7 separate regions of the Homo sapiens genome follow, and regions 1, 3, 4, 5, 6 and 7 are each linked to region 2. The links are chromatin contacts, found by Hi-C or POLR2A ChIA-PET in ENCODE. All regions are on one chromosome and are shown on one strand. The core of a region is the stretch at or near the end of the contact, and the rest is flanking DNA. Distances in the headings are between cores, read along the strand shown.

Region 1 (2,720 bases), core at 54-2,553, 1.8 Mb after region 2:
GAGGAAAGAGTGATGATAAAATTAAAAGAAAGAAGTGGATAGATCTTAGTGGCATGATTGAAATGGATAATGAAAGGGATCTTTATGAAACTGTTGCCAGGAGAAGGAAAGATATAGAAAGCGAAAAAAAGGCTGTAGGTTAATTCCAGTATGACAAGAATAACAAAGAAATGCATGAATTCTCAGCCAACAGCCCGTATCAAGAGACAAGCATGTTCTGGCTGTGTGTGAAGGGCACACCATGCCAGGGGCTCTCCCTGCCAACGCCTGCAGACTTTTGCTCCTCACCTGGACCTCACAGCGCACCTGTTTTCAATGACACATGGCGGAAAAGGGTCAAAAGATGAATAAGGCCAGGCGCAGTGGCTCACGCCTGTAATCCCAACACTTTGGGAGGCCAAGGCGAGTGAATCACTTGTGGCCAGAAGTTTGAGACCAGCCTGGCCAAAATAGCAAAACCCTGTCTCTGCTAAAGATACACAAAATTAGCCAGGTATCGTGGCACACACCTGTATAATACCAGCTACTGAGGCTGAGGCACGAGAATCACTTGAACCTGGGAGGCAGAGGTTGCAGTGAGCTGAGATCGCACCACTGCACTCCAGCCTGGGTGAAAGAAGTGAGACTCTGTCTCAAAAAAAAAAAAAAAAAGGATAAAATGATACTCATTTCTTCCTTGGTCCCATCGACAAACATTTATCAAGAGATGTCTACGTGCCAAGCACGGTGCTTGATACTGAGAAAATACAATAATTGATAAGCAACATAGATATTCTGACAAAAATGGAAGCAAAAAGGGGAGGAGGTCTAAAATATAGAATTTTCCAGATAAGACAGAGCAAAGTTCAAAGCCGTGAAAATGAGAGTCAATGTGAAATATGACAGAAATGGGGACACCAAGGTGGACACAAGATGACCGTATATTCTCCTCGAAGGGGAACAAGATAGGAAAGGAAAGTGGGAAACAAAAAGTGGAAGTAACGTCAAGAGCCCCTAATGGGGCTCTAATAGGCTCTAACCTGAGTCCTAGCCCTTACTCAGCTGGTTCCCAGATGATCTTGAGCAAAGTGCTTCTGTGCTCTGAGCCTCAGTTCCCTTAACTATAAAATAAACTAATGATGTCTGGTCTAACTTGTGGTTGTCACCACGACACAGTAAGGGGTATTGGTTGTGCCCTCCTGCCATAAACAACAATAAAACTGGACGAATTATATGAAACTGTTTTCAGGTGCAACGCTACAGATGGTGCAGGGATGTGATGCTTGAGAGAAGAAACACAAGAGGTGAAACCCACATTTACTCTGGCCTCCTGCCTGGGGCTTTCCAACCACAGCACGCGGAAGTGGAGCCCAAACTGAGGATGGAGGAAAGAGACCGAAGGTTAGGGCTGCTGCAGGGATTGAGTGTGTGGGACAGGGTACGAGAGAGGCAGGAGCTGCACAGAGCAGAAATCCAAAAATCTGCAGAGGAGACCACCTGAATCTAGTTGAAAACAAAACTGCACATGTACAGGGTAATGTTTTCACAAAGCCTAGTAGAGAATAGGTAGCAGGGGCAAGGTGCAGTAGCTCATGCCTGTAATCCCAGCATCTTAGGAGAGGCTGAGGCAAGAGGATCGCTTGAGCCCAGGAGTTCAAAACCAGCCTGGGCAATATAGCAAGACCTCATCTCTACAAAAAATTTTAAAAATTAGCTAGGTGTGGTGGCATGCACCTATAGTTCCAGCTACTTGGGAGGCTGTGGCAGGAGGATCCCTTGAGCCCAGGAGCTTCAGGCTACAGTGAGCTAAGATTGTGCTGCTGCACTCCAGCCTGGGTGACAGAGTGAGACCCTGTTTCTTAAAAAAAGAAAAAAAAGAGAGAGAGAGAGAGAATAGGTAGTAGGAGCTGTGCACTGAACAGAGATTCCAGAGGTCACATGGTGGGAAGAGACACTGTGTTCTCAGTGTCCATGGTGGAAAGAGCTTGATGAACAGCCTGGGCTTTCAACAGAGGCCCGGGAAAGGCCACACCTGTGGAGCTGGGCCACCCCAGCACTAGAGAGAGGCTGCACTGGACCCATCAAAACAAAGCCAAATTACAACACTCAATAATGGATCCAAGCGGATCCACCAATAAATTAACCACCTGCCAAAACAAATGCAATGATCCTTACAGGAAGATAATAAAACCATAATGTTTGACATGTAATAAAAAATTACTCAATGTGTAACAAGGAGGAAACAAGTAGTATAGAAAGCAGCCAATAGAAAGAATCCCAGAGGTGATACAGATGGAATTAGCAAAGAAAAACTTTAAAATGACTAAATATATTGAAGAATTTAAAGGGAAAAAGTGGACATAAGGAATGAAAAACAGTTACTCATTGGAAAATAGACATTATGAAAAGAAACAAGATGAAAATCATGGGACTCAAAAATCTACAATAACTGCCTGGGCACGGTGGCTCACACCTGTAATCCCAACACTTTGGGAGGCCCAGCCGGGCAGATCATTGAGGCCAGGAGTTCAAGACCAGCCTGGCCAACATGGTGAAACTGTGTCTCTACTGAAAATCAAGAAAAAAAAAAAAGAACTGGGCGTGGTGGTGGAAGCCCGTAATCCCAGCTACTAGGGAGGCTGAGGCAGGAGAATCGTTTGAATCCGGGAGGCAGAGGTTGCAGTGAGCCGAGATTGCACCACTGCACTCCAGCCTGGGCAGCAGAGCAAGATTCTGTCTAA
Region 2 (2,803 bases), core at 43-2,542:
ATCTAATATTTATCAGAACTCACCCGACTTGTATGGGCAACGCAGCCCCTTTTCACTGTTCTTTTTCTTTGCAAACTCCACAGTCCTCCCTGTCGCTGCCCTACAGTACTGGTTGGAAGGTCTTTCTTCTTTGACTCTAGGTGGGGAAATCCAGAACGAGGCTTCGCCTCACCTGCCCTAATGCCCAATCTTCTACTAGCATTCCAGGCAGCGCTTTCTAGTCACGTGAGGGATACCTAACCACTGGAACTAAATAAGATGTGGGGGAACAACTGAGGTCATCACCTAAATTGCTTGATACTCTCTTTTCCAGAAGACGAGCCCCCTTTCTGAGTTTATGGCAGAAAGTGAATCCCTCCCTCCCTCCCTTCCTTTCTTTTTCTGTAAGACGGTGTTTCGCTCTTGTTGCCCAGGCTGGAGTGCGACGCCGTGATCTCCGCTCGCCGCAACCTCCGCCTCCCGGGTTAGAGCGGTTCTCCTGCCTCAGCCTCCAGAGTAGCTGGGATTACAGCCATGCGCCACCACGCCCAGCTAATTTTGTATTTTTAGTAGAGACAGGGTTTCTCCATGTTGGTCAGGCTGGTCTCGAACTCCTGACCTCAGGTGATCCGCCCGCCTCGGCCTCCTGGGATTACAGGCGTGAGCCACCGCGCCCGGCTAGAAAGTGAATCATTTCTATATTTGATTGTACGTGAAGCCCTCGGTAGTCCTTACTGACATCATGTCTCCTTTAGACTTTGATTACACTCCGTGTCCTTCATCTGACTCCTCTCTTCAGATTCCTGAGTCACGCTCTGTTTATGTTGCTGTTCAGGAGCGAACTGCGGCACCGCCCAAACACTGTGACGCCAGCGCGGGAGGAGGGCCGCGGGAGGGGCAGCGGAACGCGCAGAGGGCACGGTGCAAGCACGGGACAGCTCTGCATTGGCCAAAGGGATCCCAGGAGGCCTGGCCCTCTTTTCTCCTGAGGCTGGATCCCAACCAGCAGGAAAAGGCTGGATTTTCGCCTTTTGTATTTGTTTTGGGGCCCAACCAAGAAAAACAGTGGAGGGGGAATAAAACATGTTTAAATCTTTTTTTTGTCTTAAAACCATCTTTAATTTCACAGTCACAAAATAAAACATAACTCGAATGTTTTGATGTTTGCAGTGACATCGATTGTGAAAAAGGTTAGCCAGAAAGGAAACGCAGTGAGACAGAGCGCTCGGCCACCCCCTGCCCTGGGCGCCTGGCGCATGGGGGGCGGGGCGGGGCTCGCGGGGTGACGTCACAGCCCGACGCGCCACCCAGCTGTTTTTGTGCTCCCAGCTCTAGCGAAAAGCCGCCGGTATTTCTCCATCTGGCTCTCCTCTACCTCCAGGCAGGCTCACCCGAGATCCCCGCCCCGAACCCCCCCTGCACACTCGGCCCAGCGCTGTTGCCCCCGGAGCGGACGTTTCTGCAGCTATTCTGAGCACACCTTGACGTCGGCTGAGGGAGCGGGACAGGGTCAGCGGCGAAGGAGGCAGGCCCCGCGCGGGGATCTCGGAAGCCCTGCGGTGCATCATGAAGTTCCAGTACAAGGAGGACCATCCCTTTGAGTATCGGAAAAAGGAAGGAGAAAAGATCCGGAAGAAATATCCGGACAGGGTCCCCGTGAGTGTAGAGGAGCGGAGGGGATGGGAGGGGAAGGGCCCGCGGGGGCGGGGGCGGGTAGTCGAGATGGCTTCCCTGGGGCGCCCAGGCGGCTCTGGAGAAGGGAGGTTCCGAGAATTACTTAATCCTGAACGCCCTTCAGTGCCAGAGCCAATGGACGTCCAGACTGTAGAGCTTTTAAAACCCCGTATGCCTGGGCCCCGAACCCCACTTCAGGGCTGACGGCGTTTTGGGGGCCGAGCCGCCGTCTTCAGTGACTCAGCAACCCACACACGGTCTCAGCAGCTGAGACCGTGTGTGGGTTGCGGTGCACAAAATAGGGCCCCTGTGGGCGAGACTGGTTAGATCGGGGCCATGGATTGGCTGCCTTTAAGAACGCAGGGACATTGTGCTGTGCGGTGAGGTTTGCGCAAACCCAGTCGATTTCTGCCTTGGCTGGTTCTCCTTTAATGAAGTTGACTTTGGCTCTCATATCATTGGTCTTGGGACGAAAAGGTTCAGAAGCTATTCAGTAATTTTCTTGCATTACAGGGGGTTAGGGGAGCACAAGACAGTCCTGGCCTGGAAAACAAGGTCACGTTCTCTGCCCAACAGCCCTCTTGCCTCATCGTTCTAGGCTCCGGGGCTTGTGTGGGGACAGCCAGCCTCCTCGTGTTGATTTCTGATCACCTGGTACCTGGTCGCGATAAGGCAGGACTGAGACGTTTTTTCTCCGTTTTGGACACCGGCTTAAGTAGTTAAAACTACCGCAGGCAGTGAGTAGGAACAGAAAAGTATTAGGTATCTTTCAGCATCCGGGCGTTTTCCCCATTACCCCCTCCCCCGCCCACTTGCCTGGTGTTTCTCTAATGCAGGCTGCGCAGCCGAATTGGAGGGCAGAATATGGCTTAAGTGGTAGGGGGACCAGCAGCTGTTGGATTTTGGAAATGGAGGAGCGGAGATTTTAAAATTGTGCTCTTTATCTTCAGGTAGGAACATTAGTATTACGTGTCACATAATGGTAAAATAATTGCTGTTATCTGATGTCTTTTCTTGACTCACAGCCACTCTGGGTTTCTTCTCTAATCCTTACCTAACGTTCGTGGTTTTATAGCTACCAGAAGCCACCAGGGCCTTAGCCCAGCAGTAGAAACCTCTTGTAACCCTTTTCCTTTAAAAAGAAAAAAAA
Region 3 (2,845 bases), core at 195-2,694, 1.1 Mb before region 2:
TGTAGTATAAGATACCTACTATCACTATTTAAAAGTACATTAAAAAATTCTTTTAATGGTCTGATATTTAATATCTTTCTCTTCTTTTTTCCTTTTTGAATTTGAATTTCCATGCCAATTACCATACAGAAATTTATCCTAAATTTTTATATTTCAAAAAATGTTGTGAATTATTCTTACTTCTTTATTGTCAAGCATCTATACATATACGTATGTATACTTATGTTCACATATATACATATATGAATACATATACATAAATACATATATATGTAACATATGTGGGTAGGTAAATTTAACTTTAACTCCTCTTTTAAATAGAATGTAACCATAAATTTATAAATATTAAACATTTCCTTCTGACTGAGCTATGTTCAAAAATACTTGTATATAACTGATCAAAACAAAATAAATACAAAGTATGATTCATACATATTAGATATAAAATTAAAATACTTTTGAAGCACATCTTTAATGAGAATGATGAGCTGTTTTTTCCCCCAGTGAATTTATGCATCCATGGATTGCAAGAATTAAACAACATTAATTCTGTTACTATTTTTGTTTTGTGTAGCTATAAGTGCTAAGAAGAATGGCTCACATAAAAGTAAATAAATGGCAGGTAAAACAATTGCATCATTGTTACCACTTCTTGCAACTTCTGCATTACATGCCAAAAATCACCTAGTACTCTATTATCAAGAATCCCTTCTCATCACTCATCAGCTGGTATTTCCTTCAGTTCCTCCTTCAGTTGTGTTGAAACAAAGAATTCATCACCACCTCATCTGCAAAAGGATTTCTCTTCTGACATTAGAGTCCCTTGCTTTTTCAATATCAACACCAGTATTTCAAATTGTTCCTTTATTTGGCACTCTATAGATTTTTATACTCCAGGGCATTGTTCCATGTTTGGTTGTGGGAGAGAATTGTCTTTATTTTTATAAAATAGAAAATGGACCCTTGAGAAAGAGGAAATAAGAAAAGATAAATAGCATGGTCTCAAGTAGATCAATATGAATGTGAATATCTAAAATTTATTCTTTTAAAAAGCTAAAAATTTCTGACACCCCTTAGGAAGGCTTTGCATATTAGAGCTTCAGAGAGTTGGGGAAGAATGATTAAAAGTAAGCAAGTAATGAGTAAACTAGATTTGTAAAATCTGGAAGGAATCTTAGAGATAAGAAGATGACAGTATCATAGGAAAGAAAAAGGAATGATATAAAGAAAAATCTGCAATAAATGAAGGACTCTAGGTTCATGCTTCACGCTCTCTGTGTGGAACTCACGGTTTTCCAGAGACTGAGGCGTCTGTGGGCAGGAGGACCAAGAGGAGAAGAACCAGACTTGGATGAAGGAGTTTGTTCTTCCCCATGTTGCAGAAAGAAGGAGCTGGAGGAGAACAGACTGTATTGTACCCTACTCCCTACAATCCATCTGGTCCCAAACACTTCCCAAAGCAACTGGGCTTTATGCTGCTCTGTGTGCAAACAGGAAGTTCCACCCACACAAGATCTCTAAACAAAGTTGAGGTCTCTGAACATTCTCTGGAAAGGTCATTGATGGCCTATTTATAGTCAAGGTTAATTCCTGGCGGGCTAAATAGAATCCCTGGAGGGCTAAAACTACATTCCCATTCCCGTAAGAGCTCACTTTTACCGTACAGCAGCTAATAAGCTTTTCAACCTCTTCTCTCCCTCACTCCCCCACAACTCCTCACAACGCCTTTTATGGTGCTTCTCACATCTCTTGTATGAATAGCTGGCAAGGAAAACTACAATTTAAGCAACACTGGGCAGGCTCAAAATAGATATTTCACTACAAGTCAGTGTGGCTGCAAGTTCTCCATTAGATATGCCTAACCTAAATGTTTGAAGCCACATCAGAATTCAGTAGTCCTCTTTGAAAATGGCACGAATTAAACCAGTAGCTTTTTGACATTAGGGATATTACTGGGTTGCAGATGAAGAGCCAGGCCCTGGAAGAATGATCATAGAAAAGAGTTTCCTGTTTTAAGAAAGTGAAACAAAGAAACGTGAAGTAACAGGACTTCAAAAACAAATTTTGACCTATTGTGCCTAACAAACTTCCCAATTGCCTTTACCATCGACTACACAGACTTCCTTACTGCCTTCCAAATATGATACTCCTCTGCAAACTTTAAGTCATATAAATGATTTCATTAATCCATCCATCCACCCATGCATTTATTCATCCATCTATTCATGTAGCTATTCAGTTGCTTTGTAAGTATTTTTTGATCCTACTAGGGCTAGACATCATGCAAGATTCTAGAGATAGGGTGGTCAAATAAGTATGAAAACAGGCACTTAAAGATTTTACATTCTTGTTGGGGCAAAAACAGACAGAAAAACAACTACTGTATAAAATACAATATAACACCTACTGTATAAAATACAGTATAAAATACAATATAAAACTACTGTATAAAATACAGTAGCCAAACATATTATTGCAGAAGTTCAGGATGCTCTGGGAGCACATAAGAGAGCACATAACCCAGACCTGGAACCTTTTAAAAAAATTTTGAGGGAAAGCAAAATGTAAATTAAGCTCTGAAGTATGAGTAGTGGTTGTCTCGAAGAACAAAGAGATGAAAAGAGCTTTCTAAGCATAACGAATGACAGATGCAAAGGAGGGAGAAGAATCACGGCACATGCATGAAATGAAAACTATTTGGTATGGAGGAAATATTCCTTTCTGATACTTCAAATCAGAAAGGAATTTGTCAACAATATTAAGGTATTCAGAGGAGTACTCAGTGGATTGACTTCAGGTTTGTTTCCTGGAAAGCTTGCTCTTATTGAAATTTGAAAGGGCAGCT
Region 4 (2,700 bases), core at 178-2,677, 1.5 Mb before region 2:
TGACTATTTTTATCCTCACTTTTACAGCTCAGCAGATAAAGATACAGAGAGGTTAAGTTACTGCAGAGGTTCACATAGGGAGTGGAACCATAAATCCAATCCGGGCAGTCTGGATCCAGAAGTTACCACCCTGGGTTATGCTACATCTTTTAAAGGACTCTCGAGACGCTGAAGGAAATTAGTCAAAAAATTTTTTAAAAGCAGAAAATGAAATTATATTGTCAATTGACTGGGAGAGGAGCAGTGAAAAGTTGTTGGCTGAGGTCACTGAGACAGGGCTGAGACCAGCAAGAAGGCAAACTGGTGAGCACATTACCGTACCTCACACCTGGTGTCTCTGGTGACTGAAGTTATTTGGAAGTGAATCTTCCATGTAAACCTGGGAGGTCGTCTGTAGCCCTTTTTTTTTCTCCTTAAGAAAATGTAATAGCGTAGTTGAACATTCATATTCTTAGCCTCCTTTGGGCTATACTTTTATTTTTTATACATAGTTTTAGAATTTACAAAATGCTCTTAAAATATCTCATTTCATTCTCACAACGACTCCGGACTGTACTCTTTTATCTTTTCACAACAAAGGCTCAGAGGAAGCGTAGCAACTAACTTGTCCAAGGTTTACGCCGGTTTCTAGGGGGCAGAGCTGGCGCTATCCACCCCGCCTGTATCTCCAAACCCGCTTCAGCCAGGAAATTTATCATGTGGTTTTAAATTTGCCTCTCAATATACAGAGGTACTGTCTTTACTCCAGTCCCGGATAAAGACCTTCTAGGTATGAATGATCTTTGTCTCCATATCTTTGCCTACCGGAGGGAGGAACCACCGTAAGCGGAGACTCCGGGCGGCGGCCGGCGGAAGGGCTGGGCGGGAGGCGTCGGGATGCCGGCAGGACCCTGCGCCCGAGGGGGTAGGGGGCTCGTGTCGGGGTTCCAGGCGCAGATTGATGGGGCCTAAGCAGGGAATGTGAGGGCGGGGAGGGCGTACAACGGAAGGGACTAATCTCGCGGTTTCGAGTTGGGAGCAAACCTCGCCCCCCACCCCCCCCATCCGTTTCCCTTTCTCAGTGAAGACGGTTTGGGGGCGGGTGGGGAGGCGCGTCCTCGGAGCGCCCTCGCGCTCCCTTTTCGCTCCCCGCGCGCGATCCATCGCCTCTCTTCCCCCGAGGCCAGCGATGGCTCGGGTGCGGGCGAGGAGCTGGGAGGGCGGCTCTCGACGCAGGTGTCAGATCCGCTCGGCAGTGCTCGGCGCGCTGGCCCGGCCCCCAGCTCCTCCGGCCGCCGCCCCCCGCCCGCCGCGCCGCGGCGCCAGGAGGGCGGGGCCGGGGCGCGCGCCGCTCCTCAGCAAGCGGGCGGGCGGCGTTCGGTCTGAGGGAGCGGGGCGGTCTCCGCCGGCGTCGCGCGCGCTGTGTGTGAGCGGGGTCGCGCGCGCGCGCGGCAGGCGAGTGAGGGAACGAGGAGCGGCCGGGTGTGAGTGTGTGGGAGTGAGAGTGTGTGGGAGTGGGGTGAGGGAGAAGCTGACGGGACGCGAGGCTGTGAGAAACTGGGCGAGTGTGCGAGGACGCCCGGCCAGCCTGCGGGAGCCGCAGTCGGCGGAGGAGAAAGGAGGCGGCTCCCGGTATCCCGACCCCCTCCCCCTCCTCTCCTTCCCCCACTTCCAGCCGCCCGGCGGCCCGCGCTTCCTCGAAGGCCCCAGCCCGGCTCAGTCGGCCGAGAGCGAGGGAGGAGCCCCCCGACCCAGGTGAGCGGTACGACCGCTGTTGCCCTCGGGTGTAGAGCAGTGAGGCGAAGGCGCGCCCTCCCGAGTGGGCGAGTTCAGCGGAATGGATCCCCCGATTAGCGGGGGCTGGGCCGGGGAGGGGACCGGCCCGAGCGCGCCCGGGGTCCGGGGCTAGTTGAGGCCGGTGGTCGCCGCTCCGCGGAGTCGGTGGGGAGCGAGGCGGGGCCCGGCCTTCGCGCGTGTGCCGGGAGGCGCCGGCCCGTGGCGTGTGCGTGCGACCGGGCGAGCCGTGTCGAGGGGGCGGCGACTTCGGGCGTGTAAGGAGTATGGTTTCCCCGCCGGCGAGGGGGTGTGGTAACCCCGGGAACGCCGGCTGGAGTCGGACCCGCGGGCTGCTGACCTGTCCTCGGGATTGCGGCGACACTCCCCCTCCCCCCCCTTCCCACAAATTCTATGGAGCGACCGCGGGAGGAGGATCACGTGGTGCGGTCCCGCAGCTACTGTATTCGATTCCACGTTTTCCTCCTTACGTGTAAATTTTAGAGAGTGTGACAGTCATTCCATCTTTTCCTTTGACAGTCTCTGAATGAGAAGGGGATGACCAAATAATTGCTTGTCCAGTTTTGATTCTTTAAAAATTTGAGCATGATGTAAATATTACACTACTTGCCCCTCACCCCCCCCCAAAAAAAACCCAAACCAGAGTGGTAATAATTTCAATCTCCCCTTATTAATATGTCCTTATCTCTGATCACACATTTGTTATTTCACTGTTTTATCCCATTTGTATTGGCGAATAGCGATGGGGTGGTAATTCTGTTCTGTGAGGGGTTATTGCACTAACCATGCTCAATGCAACTGCTATGTAAATTCTTTCAGTATGCTGTCATTTTCCCATTAGTTATATATATTGTTACCACATCTTTGTGGAGTTAGGTTCAACTCTAAATAGGTATAGAAAGTATATGGGCAGCCTACTATGCAGAT
Region 5 (2,711 bases), core at 10-2,509, 1.3 Mb after region 2:
TCCTATTGGCACAGCTGCTGGCATTCACCCGTGCAAGCTTCTAGCTTGCTTGTCTATGTCTGCAGCTTGATTTTACAGGCTGCTCATTGTAAGAAAAGAAAACGATTTGAGGGCTGCTTTTCATTAAAAGGAAAACCTTACTGAGGACTTCCTTACCCTCACTATCTGCCTAAATAATTTCTTCTTAACTCCTATATCACTTATAAGAGGAGAAAGCAGACACACAGGGGGAACTCAGTGTGACAGCACAGGCGGAGCCTGGAGGGATGCCCAGGAATGCCAAAGAGACGCACAGACTGGTTTCTCTCTCACAGCCCCCAGAAAAACCTAACCCTGCCAGTGAGAGGTGACAGCGTGCTGGCAGTCCTCACAGCCCTGCTCGCTCTCGGCGCCTCCTCTGCCTGGGCTCCCACTTTGGCGGCACTTGAGGAGCCCTTTAGCCCACCGCTGCACTGTGGGAGCCCCTTGCTGGGCTGGCCAAGGCCGGAGCCGGCTCCCTCAGCTTGCAGGGAGGTGTGGAGGGAGAGGCGCGGGCGGGAACAGGGGCTGCGCGCGGTGCTTCCGGGCCAGCGCGAGTTCCGGGTGGGCGTGGGCTCGGCGGACCCAGCACTCGGAGCGGCAGGCCGGCCCCACCAGCCCGAGCAGTGAAGGGCTTATCACCTGGGCCAGCAGCTGCTGTGCTCAATTTCTCGCCAGGCTTTAGCTGCCTTCCCGCGGGGCAGGGCTCGGGACCTGCAGCCCGCCATGCCTGAGCCTCCCCCACCTCCGTGGGCTCCTGTGCAGCCGGAGTCTCCCCGACAAGCGCCACCCCCTGCTCCGCGGAGCCCAGTCCCATCGACCACCCAAGGGCTGAGGAGTGCAGGCACACGGCACCGCACTGGCAGGCAGCTCCACCTGCAGCCCCGGTGGGGGATCCACTGGGTGAAGCCAGCTGGGCTCCTGAGTCTGGTGGGGACGTGGAGAACCTTTATGTGTAGCTCAGGGATTGTAAATACACCAATGGGCACTCTGTATCTAGCTCAAGGTTTGTAAACACACCAATCAGCACCCTGTGTCTAGCTCAGGGTTTGTGAATGCACCAATGGACACTCTGTATCTTGCTACTCTGGTGGGGACTTGGAGAACCTTTGTGTGGACACTCGGTATCTAGCTAGTTTGGTGGGGACGTGGAGAACCTTTGTGTCTAGCTCAGGGATTGTAAACGCACCAATCAGCGCCCTGTCAAAACAGACCATTGGCTCTACCAATCAGCAGGATGTGGGTTGGGCCAGATAAGAGAATATAAGCAGGCTGCCCGAGCCAGCAGTGGCAACGCGCTCGGGTCCCCTTCCACACTGTGGAGGCTTTGTCCTTTCGCTCTTTGCAATAACTCTTGCTACTGCTCACTCTTTGGGTTCACACTGCCTTTATGAGCTGTAACACTCACCGCGAAGGTCTGCAGCTTCACTCCTGAAGCCAGCGAGACCACGAACCCACCAGAAGGAAGAAACTCCAAACACATCTGAACATCAGAAGGAACAAACTCCGGACACGCCGCCTTTAAGAACTGTAACACTCACGCGAGGGTCCGCGGCTTCATTCTTGAAGTCGGTGAGACCAAGAACCCACCGATTCCGGACACACCAGCACCCGGATCTCAGACCTCTGGCCTCCGGAACTGTGAGAGAGTAACTTTCTGCTGTTTTAAGATACCCAGCTTGTGGTCATTTATTACAGCAGCCCTAGCAAACGAACCCAGTGTGGTTTGCAACTTCAGTTATAGCATCTACCATCAGCCCAATTCAAAAGACCATTTATTTAATCAGCAACGTTTCCCCCGTCACTCCTTATGGGGCAGTATCCACTGTAGGCTACTGATTCTACTTAGTGCTTTAAGTCAGCGTTGCCAGAATCATACTGAAACACATACCTGGGGCTTCTAGGGCATCTCCTAGTCAGCCTTGTCAAAATCAACAGTTTTGAAAATACGCTCTATGGCAGTCCTGAATTCCACAGGGGTGGAATTCAGAGCCGCTCTCCTCTTGTTTGTCGTATTTTATAAAATGGATATTTAATTCTGTTTCACTATTTGCTTTCATTACTAAAATTTCCCAAAATACATGAAAATAGAGGGTACTCGAAAAACCCAACTTTAAATAAAATAACCGTGAGTATTCTGCCATACTTGTTTCTGTGTTAATATAAGAATTTATTTGAAGAGTTCTGCTATAATGTTTTTAAATACTGGTTTCAATAACTCTCTTCCAATACAGATTACACTTTGTTAGCTCCAATAATTGCTGCATGGTGAATTTAGTCTATTGAAAAGGAAGTGTCAGGTCTGAGTGCCAATTATTGTACTTGACCCAAGGTAACTCTCTTTCAAGGTACTGCGTTGGGTTCCCACTGAATTATTTTACCACATTCGAAATCCTTCATCAGAAATTCAATGTCTTTTATTATGATACATGAAATGATCTAATAAATCTCACTGCACACTGTTACTTTGATTTCTCCAATGAACCACACCTCTCAGAATGCACGCCCTTGTATAGTCCCCTCTCATGGTGACAGCAGGCTTAGCCTTGTGACTAGCTTTGACAATGGGGATATTAGCAAGCATGATGCAAGTGGATTCTGATAAGCTTGATGCTGTATTTATTTGCTTTGGCTGCCATAATAAATGATCACAAACTGGGTATCTTAAAACAGCTCCTTTTTCAGATGTTTCT
Region 6 (2,919 bases), core at 331-2,830, 1.6 Mb after region 2:
AGTCTCACTGGATCAATATAGGATTTCTGATCAAATATGATGCATTTTGAGAACCCTCAGTTTATGTCTAGAGGAGAGTCTTTTATTTTTAATGTGCGGGATTTAAGTTGTAAGTGAAGAGGACTGCGTCAAGAGGCAGGATAGTAGTTCTACCCCAAAACAGATGTGTGATGTTGAACGAGTCACTTGGAGAAGGATGCCATGGAGAGTATTGGGCCAGGTGATTTCTAAAGACTCTTCCAGCATTAAAATACATTAATTCTTTGCATACATCCATGCCTTTTGCTGCTTTTGCAGCTTTCAGGGTTAATGAGAGCTGTCAGGAGCAGTATGACCTTAGAGGGAAATGGCTCATATCAAGAGAGCAGATGCCAATCCCTTCTAGTACTCTCCCTGGGCAGATGACCCACTCCCTATTTAAATCCTTGGCTTTTTTTCTTCTCTGATAAGTGCCTGCATAATTGATACTGTTGCCAGTGATCAAACGCTGAAATGACTAAATGATAGAGCTGAAAAAGACCCTAAGGTGTTATCTAGTCCAATTATGCCCCCTAAACCCCAAAGAGTCTGAAAGAGTAATGGGGCCCATGAGCCAAGTTTAGTATTTCAAATGTCTCGTGGTAATTCTATATTTGGAGACAATATTGTAAGGTTAAGCAAGCTGTGGAAGCATGAGGTTGCTCTGCTTATGGCTGGAGTTATAAATGTGAAAATGGATCAGTTATTCCTAGTAACTGCTCTTGAGTAAGCAGAATCTTTCAAAATGTCATAGCTTTGTTGTCTAATACATAATGGCCACTCACCACATACGGCTTTCAAGCACTTGAATGTGACTGATCCTTACTGAGTTACGCTGTGAGTGTAAACCACACATCAGATTTCAAAAACTTAGTATAAAAAAGTGAATATTTCATTAATTTATATTGATTATCTGTTTAAATGATATTTTCAATACATTGGGTTATATAAAATATTTTATTAAAAGTGATGTCGATTGTGTGTTTTTACTTCTCTTTACTGTGGGGACTAAAATATTTTAAATTCCATTATATGGGTAACATTTCTATTGGGAGTACTGCTCTAGAGTAAGAGATTTCTGGGTGTGAAAAGGCTGAGACTCACTCCTTGTTTTGCAGGTGAGTAAGGTGGGTCAGAGAGGTTAGGCCATTTGTTCAAGATCACACAGCAAGTAGGTAGCCAAGTTAGGAGTAGGCCAGCATACTTTCCTTTACCAAAAATGGCCAAAGGGATCATAGTGATTTTTTTACATGGAGTCTATGACATTGCTGCTTTGGGTCAAAGCCAAAAATATTGTGTAGAATATTAGCAGTTTTCTAAAGCCCTAAGCCCAAGTTGTATCACCCAGTATCAAATCCAATCAAAAATATATTAAAAAGAATACAAGGAAGAAAAGGAAAGAGGAGAAACCTCCCTATAGAAGACCCAGTAAGCAATCTGTTTTCATTCTTGAACAGATTTCTTTCACACCAGTGCCCTGGTATTACTGGAAAAAAGTACATTAATTACGGGAGTAAAGCACAATAAGAAAACATTTACAAGGAGTCCAGCCCTCATCCATCATGCCTTTCCCTCCAACAAAGCAAGAATCTCTTTAACAAATACCCATTAAAAGATTAAGCCTAAGAATAAATTGTTTCTTAGTCCCCAGGCAGTTCATTTGACATCATTTCCATAGGATTAGGGACTCCAGCAATATGTGTTTAGCACAGGGCTATAGTCACACTGCATAGTATTGGTCTAAACCATTCCAAAATATTTTTTTAGATCTCGAACTAATAAGACTTTTATGTGGCTGGTAATTATACTAATATTTCACCCACAAATTGGGCCTTTTTCCCCCTCCACAGTGTGTAACCAAACGCAGCAATTCTGCCTTTAAAAAAAACGAACCACCACCTGTTAAAAAGTGGTCTAGGAAGTATAGCAATGTCATGGAGCTCTTGAGGATGTGTATAATTGAATAGAAAGGAAACCTAGCATCTGGCGCACTCAGTTCTTAGTCCCTTTTCCTCTGAGCCATCATTTCTCTTCTGATAACTGTATTTGGTTCTTATAATTACTGATACTATGATGTGTGGAGTTTAAAGTACCCAACAGTTGTATAAGGCTTGTTACAAACACCTTCAATGTCCCCACTCCCCTCCCTTCACTCTTGATTTCTTTTTGATTTCCTGCTCACCAGGGCAACCACATTCAAATCTTTTAACTGATTCTTTTGTCATTCACCTCCTCCAATTCTTAAATCACGTGCTTGTATTGGTTTTTTTTTTTTTTTTTCATTTCTAAATATTATCTAGCATTATTTCACTGTAGGAAATGACAGTTTGTCCTTTCTTCCCCCTACCCCAACCCCTCCCATAGATGCATCCTCGTAATCATAATTTTGGACAGAACAATTTAGTGTTTACATATTAAGATTATATAAGTGCCATTTGAAGCTGAGTCACCTACTCTTTTATGGTTCTTCTTTTCCAGTCACTTTTCTTTTTCCCTGGAGTTGATAATGATGCTTTTATAGTATATTTATTGTTTTTGTTGTTGTTGTTGCTGTTTTGAGACAGAGGCTCACATTGTCGCCCGGACTGGAGTGCAGTTGTGTGATCTCTGCTCACTGCAACCTCTGCCTCTCAGGTTCAAGCGATTGTCCTGCCTCAGCCTCCCGAGTAGCTGGGATTACAGGCGCCAGCCACCATGCCCAGCTAATTTCTTGTATTTTTAGTAGAGACGGGTTTTCACCATGTTGGCCAGGCTAGTCTCAAACTCCTGACCTCACGATTCGCCCGCCTCAGCCTCCCAAAGTGCTGGGATTACAGGGGTGAGCCACGATCGTATTTCTTGTTTTAATGTCCTTCTTACTTGGTTTTTTATCTCCTTCACTAATTCATCCGCCCTGCCTCA
Region 7 (2,875 bases), core at 184-2,683, 1.3 Mb before region 2:
ACCAGTCAGAATCTTTTCAAATCATCCTCAGCCAGTGCCTGTCATCCACGGCCTGGTAACACACCCTTTCACCTCCTCATACCCCGTGTCTTCGCTTTTCCAGTCCTTTGGCTGCCCTCCGGTTTCTTCCCTCACATACCTGTCTGACTAGTTCCTAGAAGCCTGGCAGAAATTGTTCTCCGATTTTAATCTGGCTGCCACAAATGAAAGACCTTGGAGTCCAAATACTCCTCTCTCAAAGCAAAATCTAAATGGATATAATTTATAAGCAAAGATAACACTTCTGTTTTTTTCTCTATAAACAAACCATGCATGGGCTTTTAAAGGAGAAAAGGAAGAGTGGATTGACAGAGAAAATAACTGTTTAGGATAGAGGTTAGGAAAAGACTGAGAGCAAGAGAAAAGGCATCAATCCCAGTTGTTAATCCACGAGGCATCCCCCAGACCCTTCTGTAAAGGTTAATGAAGGCAGTAAGGCAGTTATCTTTGTTTCGTGCACTGATGCAATCCAAGCTTCCACGGTTTAGCACATAGTAGACGCTCTATAAATATTTATTGAATGTTGAACGATGAGAGAGTAATTAAAAACCGGTAAGTTGATATCATAAATACAACGACAACGGCTCCCCTATCAAATGTTTAGTGTTCCCAGAGACAGCCCCATTGTTCTACATCTCGTTATACTCTGGCCTTTTCCCGTTTTTGTCATTCGAACTCATATACATATTGAAATCGAAGCACACACAAATCCCTGAAATGACAAACTTAAATGCTATCCAAAGGAAGTTACATTAGGTTGCTGCTTTGAAAATGAAGTCAACTCCTAATGGGTTAGCTGTTTCTGCAGCATTCTTTCCCGCCTTCTTGGAGTTGAGGTGAGGGATTAAACAATCAACCTTCTCTCTCCTTTCTCTCATTCTCAAAGTTTTTCTCGCCTTTTCCTTCCTTTCCTTTGCTTCATTTCTTTTCCCAGTCTATCGTTTCTCTAGGGGTCGTTGCTTTGCTCTTTCTCCCTCTCTGTCTGTTGGTCCCTTTGATCCTTTCTTTCTACCCCTTATTCCCAGCAGCTCCAGAAAATACCTTCTTTCTCCCCGTCTCACGTCACTTCCCTCCCTTCTCCCATCTCCCTCTCCTCTCCGAGAGGTGCGTTCCCCACTAGAGGCCAGCACTTTCTTAGTTTCGTCCTTCCAACCGGCGAGCAGAACTCGGAGAGAAAGAAGGGGGTAAAAAAGAGGAGAAAGAGAGCAAGAGAGGAAAAAACCCCTGGGCCTGGAGCGCAGAGGCCCGGGAGCTGCGTCGCCATGGCAACGGGCGCCGGCAGGAAACGAGGGACGCGCGGGAGGGAGGGGGCGGAGGGCGCCGAGGGGAGGCGGAGGGACGGCGGGGGGGGGGTCCGGCTGCCCCGGAAGCACCTCCCCGCAGCCCCCTCCTCCAGCCCGGCCCGCAGCCCCTGGCCTGCGGCCCCCACCTTCTCGGCCGGGCAGGAAGTGACAGGCCCGGAGCGAGCCCCGGAGGCCTGGCTGAGCCGCGGCCGGGCCCGCACCCGGAGCGGCGGGAGGGGCGGGGAGCCGCGGTCGCGCCGGGCGCCTCCCACCCCGCCCTCGGCGCCCCCGCCCCTCCAGGAAGGGGAGGAGGCGAGGGGAGCCCGCCGCGGAGGCCGAGCGAGCCCCCAGCCCAGCCTGGCGACTGGGGACCCCGGCACATGAGGTGGACGCCCCCGGGGAAGACTTGGGTGCACAGCCAGGCGAGAAGGTAACCGGGCGACCGAGGGCCGGGGAGGGGCAGGACCTCTGGGGGCTTGGCTGCGCGGGGATGTATCCTCAGCCACCTCCATCTGTGTAACGCCCCAGGTACCTCCCCCAGTTGCTTTCCCTGCCTACCTCCGGCGCTGAGCTCTGCGGTCCTTCGGCTCTGCCTGTCCGAGTCTTCTGGCTATTCATTCTGCTGCGCTTCATGCTGTCTGTCCGTCACCCTAGCTGCCTCTGACTGCTCATTTTCTTATTCATTTTTCCTTCTCTGACTTTGGTCCTTCCAGCCGAGCATGCTGTCTAGTTATCTCCCTGCTTTCGTGGTCCGCTGGGTTCCTCAGCCTCCAGTTCCTTGACTTCTGCCTCTGCTCTCTGTATGCACATGTCCCAGCTCACTTGGGTCAGTTCATTCCCGGCGCACCACTGGATCCACCCCCTTCCCCCAGTGTATTTGATTTCTCTTTGAAACATCATTTTCATCAAGGTTCTATATAGAACGAGGACCCTTGGGCGTCTACTCCCTGTTCTCTTGATTATTACCGTGTCTTTGGCACAGTCTTCCCTGAACCACCCCCTTCTCCCGTCCCCCTTCCTATGTCCCATCCTTTCTGCATGATAAGAGTTTCGTGCTTAGGGATATTGACTTTCTCCAACTCTCGGCCCAATGCTAAGTCCACCTCAATGTCCCATTCTAACTCCCTTCGGTAGGTCTGTGCGCCTACCCAACCCCATGTATGCCCACATGCTACCTTTTAAGATGACCATGGCTTAGCTACTCTGGGGGCATCTGTGGATCAGCTTCTCACTGTCTTCCAGTTTAATTTGGAAAATTTTGATACCTGGTGCTGCCCAAACTGTTTGTTGTCTCCATTTTTTATATTTAATCTTGTAGTCATAATGTTGATCACAAATGAATACATTTATGTGCCCGGGATCCAGGAATCCTGGTTTTGGTGGCAGTTTCCCTTGATTTTATTGAGACTTTTAAGTTGGTCCCTTTACATTTTTATTTCTAGTTCACAATCCAAAAAAAATTATTAATCAGAATTCAGGTTTGGGAAGACGAGGGGTCATACGGTTTGTATTTTCACATGTGAATGTAGGAATTATGTTCTCTATACCTAGCA

Evidence for each region. Hi-C counts contacts between places; a loop is a spot of excess contacts on that map. ChIA-PET counts read pairs that join two places held with the same protein, here RNA polymerase II (POLR2A). Pooled maps may share reads with other maps.
Region 1: a loop to region 2 is called in a map of OCI-LY7, with 13 times the contacts of the local background. The contact joins the enhancer-like site here to the promoter of GABARAPL1 in region 2. A Hi-C loop is called at or near these places in 1 of 168 maps with a recorded cell type or tissue (OCI-LY7) and 5 of 50 pooled maps. POLR2A ChIA-PET finds 5 or more read pairs at or near these places in 1 of 52 experiments (MCF 10A).
Region 3: a map of ascending aorta shows a loop between it and region 2 (4-fold over the local background). The contact joins the promoter of A2M here to the promoter of GABARAPL1 in region 2. A Hi-C loop is called at or near these places in 2 of 168 maps with a recorded cell type or tissue (ascending aorta and transverse colon) and 9 of 50 pooled maps.
Region 4: a map of tibial artery shows a loop between it and region 2 (9-fold over the local background). The contact joins the promoter of RIMKLB here to the promoter of GABARAPL1 in region 2. A Hi-C loop is called at or near these places in 4 of 168 maps with a recorded cell type or tissue (ascending aorta, naive thymus-derived CD4-positive, alpha-beta T cell, ovary and 1 more) and 15 of 50 pooled maps.
Region 5: a loop to region 2 is called in a map of naive thymus-derived CD4-positive, alpha-beta T cell, with 18 times the contacts of the local background. The contact joins the promoter of LINC01252 here to the promoter of GABARAPL1 in region 2. A Hi-C loop is called at or near these places in 1 of 168 maps with a recorded cell type or tissue (naive thymus-derived CD4-positive, alpha-beta T cell) and 6 of 50 pooled maps. POLR2A ChIA-PET finds 5 or more read pairs at or near these places in 1 of 52 experiments (T-cell).
Region 6: a map of gastrocnemius medialis shows a loop between it and region 2 (9-fold over the local background). The contact joins the enhancer-like site here to the promoter of GABARAPL1 in region 2. A Hi-C loop is called at or near these places in 1 of 168 maps with a recorded cell type or tissue (gastrocnemius medialis) and 3 of 50 pooled maps. POLR2A ChIA-PET finds 5 or more read pairs at or near these places in 1 of 52 experiments (activated T-cell).
Region 7: a map of sigmoid colon shows a loop between it and region 2 (5-fold over the local background). The contact joins the promoter of PHC1 here to the promoter of GABARAPL1 in region 2. A Hi-C loop is called at or near these places in 2 of 168 maps with a recorded cell type or tissue (aorta and sigmoid colon) and 11 of 50 pooled maps. POLR2A ChIA-PET finds 5 or more read pairs at or near these places in 1 of 52 experiments (T-cell).

The regions. Positions count from the first base shown.
Region 1 is chr12:12,023,993-12,026,712 of GRCh38, forward strand. No RefSeq gene overlaps it. Among named protein-coding and RNA genes, the nearest start is that of BCL2L14, 46 kb to the right of the region's middle. RefSeq lists an enhancer at 71-120. Within about 2 kb of position 1,304, at least 7 of the 41 ENCODE cell types and tissues checked have a DNase peak (open chromatin) inside an H3K27ac peak, as active enhancers do; they include OCI-LY7, where a contact is called at or near this core.
Region 2 is chr12:10,211,585-10,214,387 of GRCh38, forward strand. GABARAPL1 (GABA type A receptor associated protein like 1) reads left to right here and starts at 1,293. Exons shown (of 4, transcript NM_031412.4): 1 at 1,293-1,635. The coding sequence starts at 1,546. It overlaps GABARAPL1-AS1 (GABARAPL1 antisense RNA 1), which reads right to left. Exons shown (of 3, transcript NR_170310.1): 2 at 2,470-2,785; 3 at 2,065-2,378. RefSeq lists an enhancer at 530-1,072 and a silencer at 1,166-1,425.
Region 3 is chr12:9,114,475-9,117,319 of GRCh38, forward strand. It overlaps A2M (alpha-2-macroglobulin), which reads right to left and starts at 1,445. Exons shown (of 36, transcript NM_000014.6): 1 at 1,290-1,445. The coding sequence starts at 1,375. It also overlaps a transcript of KLRG1 not described here.
Region 4 is chr12:8,696,564-8,699,263 of GRCh38, forward strand. It overlaps RIMKLB (ribosomal modification protein rimK like family member B), which reads left to right and starts at 1,428. Exons shown (of 6, transcript NM_001297776.2): 1 at 1,428-1,734. RefSeq lists silencers at 1,233-1,332, 1,863-2,032 and an enhancer at 1,257-2,223.
Region 5 is chr12:11,546,771-11,549,481 of GRCh38, forward strand. It overlaps LINC01252 (long intergenic non-protein coding RNA 1252), which reads left to right and starts at 1,260. Exons shown (of 8, transcript NR_033890.1): 1 at 1,260-1,590. The region is part of intron 2 of LOC124902877 (a long non-coding RNA gene); the gene reads right to left.
Region 6 is chr12:11,786,476-11,789,394 of GRCh38, forward strand. All of the region lies in intron 2 of ETV6 (ETS variant transcription factor 6), which reads left to right. Among named protein-coding and RNA genes, the nearest start is that of ETV6, 140 kb to the left of the region's middle. Within about 2 kb of position 1,581, at least 3 of the 41 ENCODE cell types and tissues checked have a DNase peak (open chromatin) inside an H3K27ac peak, as active enhancers do; they include gastrocnemius medialis, where a contact is called at or near this core.
Region 7 is chr12:8,913,076-8,915,950 of GRCh38, forward strand. PHC1 (polyhomeotic homolog 1) reads left to right here and starts at 1,434. Exons shown (of 15, transcript NM_004426.3): 1 at 1,434-1,752. RefSeq lists silencers at 1,316-1,425, 1,476-1,525, 1,596-1,885.